2 separate regions of the Homo sapiens genome follow, and region 2 is linked to region 1. A link is a contact called in ENCODE Hi-C or POLR2A ChIA-PET data. All regions are on one chromosome and are shown on one strand. The core of a region is the stretch at or near the end of the contact, and the rest is flanking DNA. Distances in the headings are between cores, read along the strand shown. Region 1 overlaps SRGAP3 (SLIT-ROBO Rho GTPase activating protein 3). Region 2 overlaps SRGAP3 (SLIT-ROBO Rho GTPase activating protein 3).

Region 1 (5,282 bases), core at 1,698-4,197:
CTCAAGGAGTCAGTAGTGGAGCTTGGGCAATTTTAAACACAAAAGGCAGAAAGTGGAAGGTGATTTAGGATGAGCACCTGGTGAGTTATCCCCACAGAAACAAGTTTAGGATAGGCGCAGTGGCTCACACTTGTAATCCTAGAACTTTGGGAGGCTGAGGTGGGAGGATGGCTTGAGCCTGGTAGATCAAGGCTGCAGTGATCTACAGTCATGCCACTCCAGCCTCGGTGACAGAGCAAGATCCTGTCTCAAAAATAAACAACAAAAAAAAAGAAGTTCAGAGCAAGAAGAGCTATGAGCTCAAGCACAGTAGGCTTCTGGAGGGGCTTTGAGAGAAAGATGGGAATACAGAGGAGAATGAAAGGACAGAAGGAATTATTGAAAGGAAGAACAGAAGGAATGAAGGCTCAGAGACAGGGACATCCTCAGTTTGCTTAGGTCTTTGGAAATGGGTGATCAGTCAGGATACTTGGAAGGAATCAACTCTTATCTGACAGTACTTGACAAGTAGATATTCTGTTGAGTTAAGTATTTTCGTAATAGAGGGGTCCTATATATAAGATGTGACTATAAAGTTATCTGACTTTATTCCTTCTGACCAACACATCATAACCTAGTCAACCACATGAGTGTTTGCCCCTTTGAGACAGTCACCTTGGGAAGCCACCTTCTTACCTGAATGTGTTGGCATTGCTGCAGCTGCTTTGGTCAATCTTCTTTAGAGCCTGGAGCATGGCCTTTACCAGTGGGGCCAAGACTATGTATTCAAATGGACACCTTGTCTTTGGAATAGAAAGCTCCGTTTGAAGCTGAGCTTTGCGATGCCATTGGAGGTGCAAAATGGCAAGAGGAATATGCTACAGTGGGGCTGTTCCACTGGCTCTGAAAAGAGCACCCCAGCAGCGACAGCCCAGAGCACTTGAGCAGTGGCAGCGCTGTTGGAATAAGTGCATCACCTCCTAAGGGGAAAAGTTGGAGGAATAATACTCATTTGACTGGGAAAAAAGGTGTGTTTGTTAAATACTATTTCATTCATTCATTCATTCATTCATTCATTCATTCATTCATTTATTGAGGCAGTCTTGCTGTGTCGCCCAGGCTGGAGTACAGTGGCACAATCACGGCTCACTGCAGCCTTGACCTCTTGGGCTCAAGTGATCCTCCCACCTCAGCCTCCCGAGTAGCTGGGGCTATACGCATGCACCACCATGCTTGGCTGATTAAAAAATAATTTTTTTTTTTTTTGTAGAGACAGGATCTTACCATGTTGTTCAGGCTGGTCTTGAACTCCTGGGCCCAAGGGATCCTTCCCAAGGGCCTCCCAAAGTCCTGGGATTACAGGCATGCGCCACTGCACTTGGCCTTACTATTGCGTTGCTTTATAGTCACACTGTACTCATCACATACCATCAGCACAGTTCAATAAACTCATACTGTGCACCTACTATGAGCTAAGTGGTCAATGTTTTACAGCACAGTTTTACTGTGAAAGATTATTAACTTTCAGAGAATGAAAAGGCAGTATAATGTATTCAATCCTTCAACTATTGAGAATGGAATTTAATTTTCTATTATAATTCACATGCCTTCTGAAAGAACATTGAACTAAGAGTCCCCAGCTTTGAAAAACCACACCTGTGAAAAGTTTTTTTAATAAAATAACATCACTGGGACTTCACAATTATGGTGGTCTAGAGGGACAAGGAAGCATCCCCTGGGTTCATAATCATAAGTAAATGTTGCTGGAGTTTGTTTTATACATTTCTTGGACCCTACCTGAATAAACAAACCCCTTTCAAAATCCTTGATGTTTTTTCCTCCTCCTCTCAGGCAAAAGGAGAACTCATTTTTATAAGAGCCAATTTTGAAGCCCAGGAGGTTCACCTCTGGGACAAGGGGAGAATCCTCTTCTTGTTTCTGTAAAATAAGCATGACAATTACCTACTTCATGAGTTTGTGAGGAAGATTAAATGAGCCACTATATGTTATGTTTCTAGAGCACTGGATGGCACATAGTAAGCACTATGTATTACCTATGATTATTAGCATTAATGTTAGCATATTGCTCATACAGCCTGTTCGACCAGGCTGTTTGCTCAGTTCTGGGATTCTGGTAGATTTAGTCAGCATGTCAGGTAGCAGACAATTCCAGCTGTCGAGATGCTGAGAACTGGACAGATGACTCTAGCTAGAAGGCACACATCCTCCAGGAGCCTGGATGGGACAAGTGCTCACCCCAGAGATGGACCTGCTGCACAGGTGGAAAGAGCCGATGGCGCTCCCCTGAAAATGGGCATCATCAGTGGCTTTTAGTGAAAGTAAAGGCCCCAGTTCTGCCCCCAAGCTCATGAAGGCATTCTGACTCAACTTCCCTTTCTCCTCCAGGCCTTCCTCAGCTTTTGTATTCCTTAATGCCAGTGTAAGGGTCAAGAGGGGAGGAAGGAGAGCAAAGCCAAGTGGATACCCAAGAAAAGCAACTTAGGGTGTACGGCAGGGAAACATGGGAAGCTGTTTGGAATTTGGCATCAGGTGGAAACCTATGGGCATCTATCCAGAGGGTACCTTGTAGACATGATCTTGTTAGAACTGAACTTTTCACCAAGAATGTTTCTTGAGCTGAATTCCAGAGACATTGTTCCAGTGGACATAAAGGTGTATTTCTCTCCTTTTTGTGGGCAGCTGGGAATAACTTATGGGGTCGTAGGTAGCTTTTGTCCATGGGTGCATAAACAGTCCCTTTTGTTGAAGAGAAGCTAGGTACAGGGATGGGAATGGGTCCAGTCCACACAGTTGCTGCTCTTTCACAAGGACTGAAAGAGGCCCCCATGTCAGCTGGTGTCTGGGAGGGCAGCTAAGGCAGCCACATGGGAAGGCTGGCTGGGTGGCTTCCAGAAGTCCCATGAAGCTTCCAGGCTTGAGGGTGGCTCTCCCCACAGGCCGGCTGTTTGGCAGGCTCCCCAGGACCTTGGCTGGCTGCCATTGCATTTCGGCGTTCACGGACTCTGAAGGATCTGCTTACTCTAACTGATCTTATTCCTGCATAATCTTTTCTTTTTCTCCTGCTCTGCTGCCTGTTTATTTTTTGTTATCAGAGGAAGAAGAAATGCTCGAACCAGGAACCAGGTATTTACTAGAAAGGCCCATTAGCCCCATTCACCGTGATGGAAACTGTCTTTAGTGCTGACTTCCAGAACAGAGCCCACCTTGCCTGTTGCTGATGGGTCCATATTCTTGTCCTGTCCCTGGGCACAGTCAATCAAGGAAAGAATTCACAGGTGGGGTGTGGAGGAGCCAAGAACATATCCAAATCCATGCTGTCTTCACAAGAGCATATTACATGTGCCTCATGGTTTACTCACGTTGTGAGGAGGCTAGGCCTTTGATTTGGCCCCTTTTAAAGAAAGTTTAAAAGAATTTGATGCTCTTTAAGTGACCTGGAATAACAGAGAGGTCAACAAATAATGGAATCCAAAAGAAAATGTTTCCCCTCCGCCATAATCATTTGTGGCTGTAGACCAGTCTAGGAAGATGTCATTGAAAATACATTCACATCCCAGGTGCCTGTGTTGAGAATTGCATCTTTTTCAGCCTTTTAGAGTAAGGTTGGCCCCTGGATGGCCAATGGCTGACATCGGCTGCCTCTAGAGCTTTTCCCTGTGACATGTTTACTGTTAAATGCAGTATGCATCTGGGTGTTTACTTGTGACTTCATGAGTAGAACTGGTCTTCTTTTCTTAGAGCTCAAAATTTCCACCAGGGGCCAGCCTTGCTTCCCCCCTGGTGTGCCCTTAATTCTGACATCAGGTACTGCAGTAATAGGATGAGGACTTGATCCTTGAGCACTGAGAAAATAGTGTTGAGTTGGGACAAAATGGAGGGGGAGGCAGAGAACTCTTCAAGGCCAGACTCCAGCACCCCCCCGAGGTGGTTCCCTCTCCACTGCCCAAGTGGGCCTGCCAGGCCTCCTGAGCCCAGGTTCCTTTCCAGTTGGGTAAGAAGAAGAGCATTTCTTTAAAATAATCATAGCTATGCCTTTTTGTGCATACAGTTGAAGACTCTCTATTGTAACTGTCCGTGGAGACTTTAGGATTAGCAGTTCCTTGCTTGTTTTCCTACTAATCTGATGGTACTAATATTCTGGCTTGAGTCTGTAATCGGTGTTTGCAATGTCTTTTTCCTGTGGTGGTTGTCAAGCCCCATAAAACTCACAATTTTTCTTTTCTCAAGGATTCAGGACAAGCTATACCGCTTGTAGTCGAGAGCTGCATCCGTTACATCAATTTATATGGTAAGCTGGATCTTGGGCCAGTGTTTTCAGCAATCTGCAGAACAGGTGCTAGGCTGTTCTGATAGGAAATGAGATTCTAATTTGTCCTGGAAGACTTCCCGTCACAGCTCTGCTTTGGAGGGGGAAAGTACTGCACACAGCAGCTGCTCTTCTGAGTGCTGCTTTTGAGCCTGTGTGTTGAGGGATGGAGATCATGGTGAGAGGATCCAAGACCTAGGAAAACTGGAGAGTAGAAAGGGCATGGACAAGAGAACTCAACCCTATAGCTCTGTGCTTTGAGCACTGAATGGAGTTTGCCAGTAAATCAGCTAATACGGCTAGATTATAAGCTCCATGAAGGTATTAGGTTGATGCCAAAGTAATTGTGGCTTTTGCTATTACTTTTGAATGGCAAAAACCGCAATTACTTTTGCACCAACCTAATAATGATGTCTGGGATTTGTTAACCATGGTGTCACCAGAACATAACTGGTGCTTATCCACTCGTTCATTCCTCCAAAACTATATTTATTGAGTGCATAATAGGCACTGCTTTGGAGAGTGGGAATACAGGCATGAACAAGACAGGTGCAATGCCTGCCCTGCATAGCTTACACTTCCAATGAAAAGGGCAAGGAAATTATCAAGTGGAAAAATAAATAATATCATTTGAGATAGTGCAAATGCCATGAAACTAATTTAAAGAGGATAGAGAATGGCTGGAAAGGAGAGGAGGTGCTTTGGCTAAGGCGGTGAGGAGAGATTTCTCCGAGGGGGTGATGTTTGAACTAAGTAATACCGAGTAGAAGCAGCCAGCTATGCAGTCCAGGTGGAGAGAATGGAGGATGGCGAGTGGAAAGGCCTAGCATGGGGAGGAAGGTCAGTGTGGCTGGGTGGTAAGGAGCCAGGAAGATGGGATCAGAGACTTGGGTGGCAGAAGTTCAATATTGTTTAAGTAAAGAGATGAAGAAGCATTTATTGAGGATATACTATATACAAACCAAACTTTGACCAA
Region 2 (5,282 bases), core at 1,589-4,088, 39 kb before region 1:
TTCTCTTTTCCTTCAAGGAGGTCTCAGTCATGCACTGGCCTAGGGTTTCACCCATACACAAATGCTGGAAGCAGTGAGCCACTGTGCCCAGGGACAGCCCTGTCTGCAGGGTGGAGGAAGCACACAGGGACTGCATCATTGAGAAGCTGTTTTCTAACAACTGATCCTTATCCTGCTTCAGGTGTCCCTTTATGGATGCTGTCAACTTCCAGATTCTGTTTGCCTTCTTTTGCATTTAAATGAGGGGCTGAAAGATGGTACAGATAACACTTTGCTGTTTTCAGAATCTGAGGATCAGGGAAGAGGCAAAAGGCAATGTGTGCAAAGCAAAAGGCAGTGTGATGACCAGAAGAGGCAATGCTTAGCGGTAAACAGACCTGGCCTGCAGTCCCAGCTCTGCCTGGCTTTTTGTGTGACATTGGACAGCACTCTTGCTATTTCTTTTCTTTCTTTCTTTCTTTTTTTTTGAGATGGAGTCTCGCTCTGTCGCCCAGGCTGGAGTGCAGTGGCACAATCTCGGCTCACTGCAACCTCTGCCTCCTGGGTTCAAGCTATTCTCCTGCCTCAGCCTCCTGAGTAGCTAGGAGTACAGGGGCCCACCACCACGCCTGGCTGATTTTTGTATTTTTAGTAGAGACAGGGTTTCACTATGTTGGCCAGGCTGGTCTCAAACTCCTGATCTTGTGATCTGCCCGCCTTGGCCTCCCAAAGGGCTGGGATTACAGGCATGAGCCACCGCGCCCAGCCCGCTCTTGCTACTTTTGAGCCTCCATCTCCTCAAGTGAGGGGCTAGGACACCAAGATTTATGGAGGACCTTTTATTCTGAGAACACATGCAACTGAACTTGGTCCAAGAACAGTGGTCTTAACTGACACATCCCTACGAAGTCCTTCCCTAGACTCCCTGAATAGAGTCTGGAGGGCTGGAAAGTGAATCCCTTCCCTGGCATCAAGTGGATGGGTACCTCTGAGGGGCCCTTCAGACATCCCCAGTTCAGGAACTTGGCCTCAGCTGAGCTCCTGCATCCACCTCTGCCCCTTCCCAGCCCTGGGCACACTGCTGCTGGCAGTTGGTCACTTGATAATTTGCAGTTGACAGCACTTTCCCCATCTACCCCCTTCTGATCTTCACCAGGCGGACACGGAGAGGACACACCTCTCCACAGCTACCCAGCAAGTAGTGGGAGGGCTGAGTCTCAAAACCAAGTCTCCCGAATTCCAGTGGGCTGGAGGAGCCTTTCACCCCTGTTTTACAGTTGAGAAAGGGGTACAAGGAAAGCAAAACAACCATGTGTTCAGTAGGCCCAGGCTCTGGGGTCAGCCACCTTGGCTTTGAACCCTGACTCCACTTACCAGCTTTTCACCTAGAGAAACTTACTGACCTATTCTGGGCCATGGTTTTCTCATCTGTAAAGCAGGGATCATAGGATGCCTATCTCATAGGGTTTTTTTGAGAAATAAATGAGTTAATATAGGTAAAGTGCATAAAGCAAGGCCTGGCAAGTAGTAAGTGCTCAATAGATGCTAGCTGCTATCATTGTTGTTACTGTCATCACACTACCTCCCAGGATTAGGGAAAGGACTCATTGAAATGCTCCTTTACTAGAAGGGCTCCTGGAAGGAGGTTTGCAAACTTTGAAGCAATAGATAAGGTTAAATATTATTTAATGCATCCTGGACTAGCAATATTGAGCTAACTGTTCTAGTCTATTGAGCTAAGGACCATTCATGCTGAAGCCCATGTATCAGGTAATTAAATAAAAGAAACATCTAGAGGATTCTGGGTACAAATAGAGTCATTTTGGAGAAACTTCCAGGTGAACTCTTTGGTGGCAGCTGTCTGTCATAAGTCACCCTCGGCAGTGGAGTTCACTGTTATTCTTGGAATCAGGAATCGAGTAGATCACAGGGAGTTTGGCCCCAGGGTACTTGGGTTGTCTTCTCCAAGCATGGGATTTTTGGAATGAAGTTTAGAGGCTGTCTGGGAAGTTTGGCCTGTCGGAGGGCAGGAAGAGTACTCTGTGGCTCAAGAAGAGTAGAAAATGATGTAAAGGGAGAGAAAATAAAAAAAGAAAACTAGGCAAAGGATATGTGGGAATTGAGAACACCCAGCTGGGCTGTTGACCTTGAGAGAGTGGATGGATGCATGGTGATTGGACAGGAAGATCTAGCTGTAAATAGAAAGGCTCTCTTTTCCCCTGAACTACCCAGCACAGATGACAGATTCGTGGCGAGGCAAGCAGACTCAGAAGCCAAAATAGAAAAAGGAGATGTAGCAGGAATCATTGAACGCAGACGGGGATGGGATCCAGACATGAAAAACACCAGCAATATGGTGGTGAGGCAAAGAACCCAGGGTTGTCTGTGGATGTGGAGGGACATGTCGAGAAGGGGGAAGGTGGGGTCCTGGAGACAGCCGCAGCAGGCGTTCTCACACTTTAGCCACACCTATTTTATTTTATTTCTTCTTTACATTCCATCCATTTTTGCTCATTTGTAATCTCCCTAAAACTCCTAGAAACCCCCTTCTTGCTGATTTCATCCTCTCTGTATGCCAGTTCCACCAAGACCATATCCAAATAACTCAATGGACTCATTTATTTTATTTTTATTTTAAGTTCCAGGATACATGTGCAGGACACGCAGGTTTGTTACATAGGTAAACGTGTGCCATCGTGGTTTGCTGCACCTATAGGCCCATCACCTAGGCATTAAGCCCCACATGCGTTAGCTATTTATCCTGATGCTCTCCCTCCCGCCGCCTCCCCTGACAGGCCCCAGTGTCCTTTTAACCAAGGCATGAAGATCATCAAAATAGGCGCCTGCTTTGATTATCTGCAAGTCTGCAGTCACCCCTTTTGGCCACTAGATGTCGAGAACGCATCAATATGGCACATATTCTGGTCCATTGAGTTATTTGGATGTGATCTTGGTGGAACTGGCATACACAGAGGATGAAATCAGCAAGAAGGGGGTTTTTTGGAGTCTTAGGGAGATCGCAAATGAGCAAAAATGGACGGAACGCAGAGAAGCCGTCTTTCCACCAAGACCCATGAAGAAAAGTTGACTGCATTTTAAATCCATGTATTGTTTTCCAAGTTTGGGGGATTTTTAGGATGAAGGAAGAAGGGAGAAACATGGCATAAAAATATATTTTTTTTCACATTAGTTAATGTTCTCCAGAGCTTGTAAGCATTTCCAAGTGAGCATGTTTCAGGTTCTTAAACCCTGAGCCCAAATCAGGGATAATAATGATGATGATGGTGGTGGTGGTGGTGGTAGCATCTGATAGATACCTCCATGGCTCTTACTATGTGGAAGGTATTGTTCTCAGCACTTTACAGAAATTAACTCATTTAGTGCTCATAACAAGCATAGGAAGTAAATTTTTATCCCATTTTTACAGACGAGGAAGCAGAGGTCAGAGAGGTTGTGTGACTTGTCCAAGGTCACACAGCTAAGGAGTGGGACCATCAGGATTCAGCCCAGACACTTGTCCATATTCTTACCTTCCATGATCTACAATATATGTTGCCACATTGACTCCTGGCCAGTGGCAAAGGCAACTTTCTGAACAATGAATCAATGCTGTGATTTAATGATAAAAGTCACAGAGCCTGGGCGTGGTGGCTCACGCCTGTAATCTTAACACTTTGGGAGGTCAAGGCGGGAGGATCACCTGAGGTCAGGAGATCAAGACCAGATTGACCAACACGGTGAAACCCCATCTCTACTAAAATATAAACATTAGCCGGGCATTGTGGCGGGTGCCTGTAATCTCAGCTACTCAGGAGGCTGAGGCAGGAGAATCACTTGAACCCAGGAGGTGGAGGTTGCAGTGAGCCAAGATCATGCTACTGCACTCCAGCCTGGGCAACAAGAGTGAAACTCTGTCTCAAAAAGAAAAAATAAAGTCACAGAATTCCTCATTCTAATAAACGCACTTCACAGCACTTCAAATGACAAGGAATAAGATTTTAGGGTTGGCCAGGAATTCATTCTGAGTTCTCTGACTTACAGGGCTTGGTTAGATAGGAGCACGTTTCATTCCTGGGGGAAGCCTTGGCTCTGTTAGCTGTTACAGTAATCCAAGCCACAGAAGAGAATGAACAAGGCCCAGGAGCCATGGATTCCAGAAGTTTCTTTGTTTCTTAGCATAGAAAGATGATCATACACTTGGCATTGCAGAAGAAAAGTACATTTCTGGTTGGGGACCAGTAAAAATGCTGTTGGTATGGAGCAGCCCAGCCAGTGTTCAGGCTACTAAAAGTATGCCTGCTCAGAAAATGGTAATGAATTAAAAAAATTCATTAAGGGCTGGGTGTGGTGGTTCACACCTATAATACCAGCACTTTGGGAGGCTGAGGCAGGAGGATCACTTGAGCCCAGGAGTTTGAGACGAGCTTGGACAACATGGCAAAACCCCGTCTCTATTTATGAAAAAATGATACAGACAATCTAGGATGATCTGGTAGAAAAAGTGGTGGATTAAAAGTGAGAGGCCAGATTTCCAATATGATTAAATATATATTTACCATATGACCCTCCATCCCACGCCTGGGTATTTACCTAAGAAAAATCAAAATACATGTCCACACAAAGAAATGTACATAAGTATTCATAGCAGCCTTATTCAAAAATAGCTAAAAACTATAAACATCTCAAGTAGCTGTGGACATATGACTAAGTAAACAGATTGTGGCATAGCCATACAATGGAATACTTAGCCATAAAAAAGAAGTTCTGATATGTACGGCACCATCAGTGAATCTCAGAAAAGTTATGCTGAATGAAAAGAGGGCTGATCCAAAGGAGTTTATATTGTATGATTCCATGGAACTGGATTCTAGAACACACAAAACCAATCTACAGTGACAGAAGGCAAATCTATGATTGGGGCTGGGGTGGGGTCAGGGATTGGCTGCAAAGGGCCATGAGGGATCTTTCTGGTGCAGTGGAAGTTCTATATTTTGCTTGTGGTCCTGGATACATGGATGTAAAGTCTGGCATCTCTGCACTGATACTTTGCACCTCCGAGCCTCAGTTTCCCTGTTTGTCAAACTAGAAGGTTGTTGGATTAGATGATGTCTAGAATTTCTTCTGGCTCAGAAATTTCCCCTGTAATAACAATATCCATTTTTTTTATTATGGAAGTAGAGTAGCAAAGTGCAATTTGCTTTATAGGAATTGTTTTTATAGGCAAGGATGAATTTATTCCAGAGAGCATAGAATATCTATTGGGTTACTTAATATTACTCATTTTGGGTACAGAGCCATTTGCA

Evidence for each region. A loop is a pair of places that touch in the nucleus more often than their neighbours do. ChIA-PET counts read pairs that join two places held with the same protein, here RNA polymerase II (POLR2A). Pooled maps may share reads with other maps.
Region 2: a loop to region 1 is called in a pooled map, with 2.6 times the contacts of the local background. The contact joins two enhancer-like sites. A Hi-C loop is called at or near these places in 1 of 168 maps with a recorded cell type or tissue (Caco-2) and 3 of 50 pooled maps. POLR2A ChIA-PET finds 5 or more read pairs at or near these places in 3 of 52 experiments (AG04449, Panc1 and activated CD4-positive, alpha-beta T cell).

What each region holds. Positions count from the first base shown.
Region 1 is chr3:9,025,941-9,031,222 of GRCh38, reverse strand. It overlaps SRGAP3 (SLIT-ROBO Rho GTPase activating protein 3), which reads left to right. Exons shown (of 22, transcript NM_014850.4): 13 at 4,228-4,288. Among named protein-coding and RNA genes, the nearest start is that of RAD18, 65 kb to the right of the region's middle. Within about 2 kb of position 2,947, at least 8 of the 41 ENCODE cell types and tissues checked have a DNase peak (open chromatin) inside an H3K27ac peak, as active enhancers do.
Region 2 is chr3:9,065,132-9,070,413 of GRCh38, reverse strand. The region is part of intron 4 of SRGAP3 (SLIT-ROBO Rho GTPase activating protein 3); the gene reads left to right. Among named protein-coding and RNA genes, the nearest start is that of RAD18, 100 kb to the right of the region's middle. Within about 2 kb of position 2,838, at least 3 of the 41 ENCODE cell types and tissues checked have a DNase peak (open chromatin) inside an H3K27ac peak, as active enhancers do.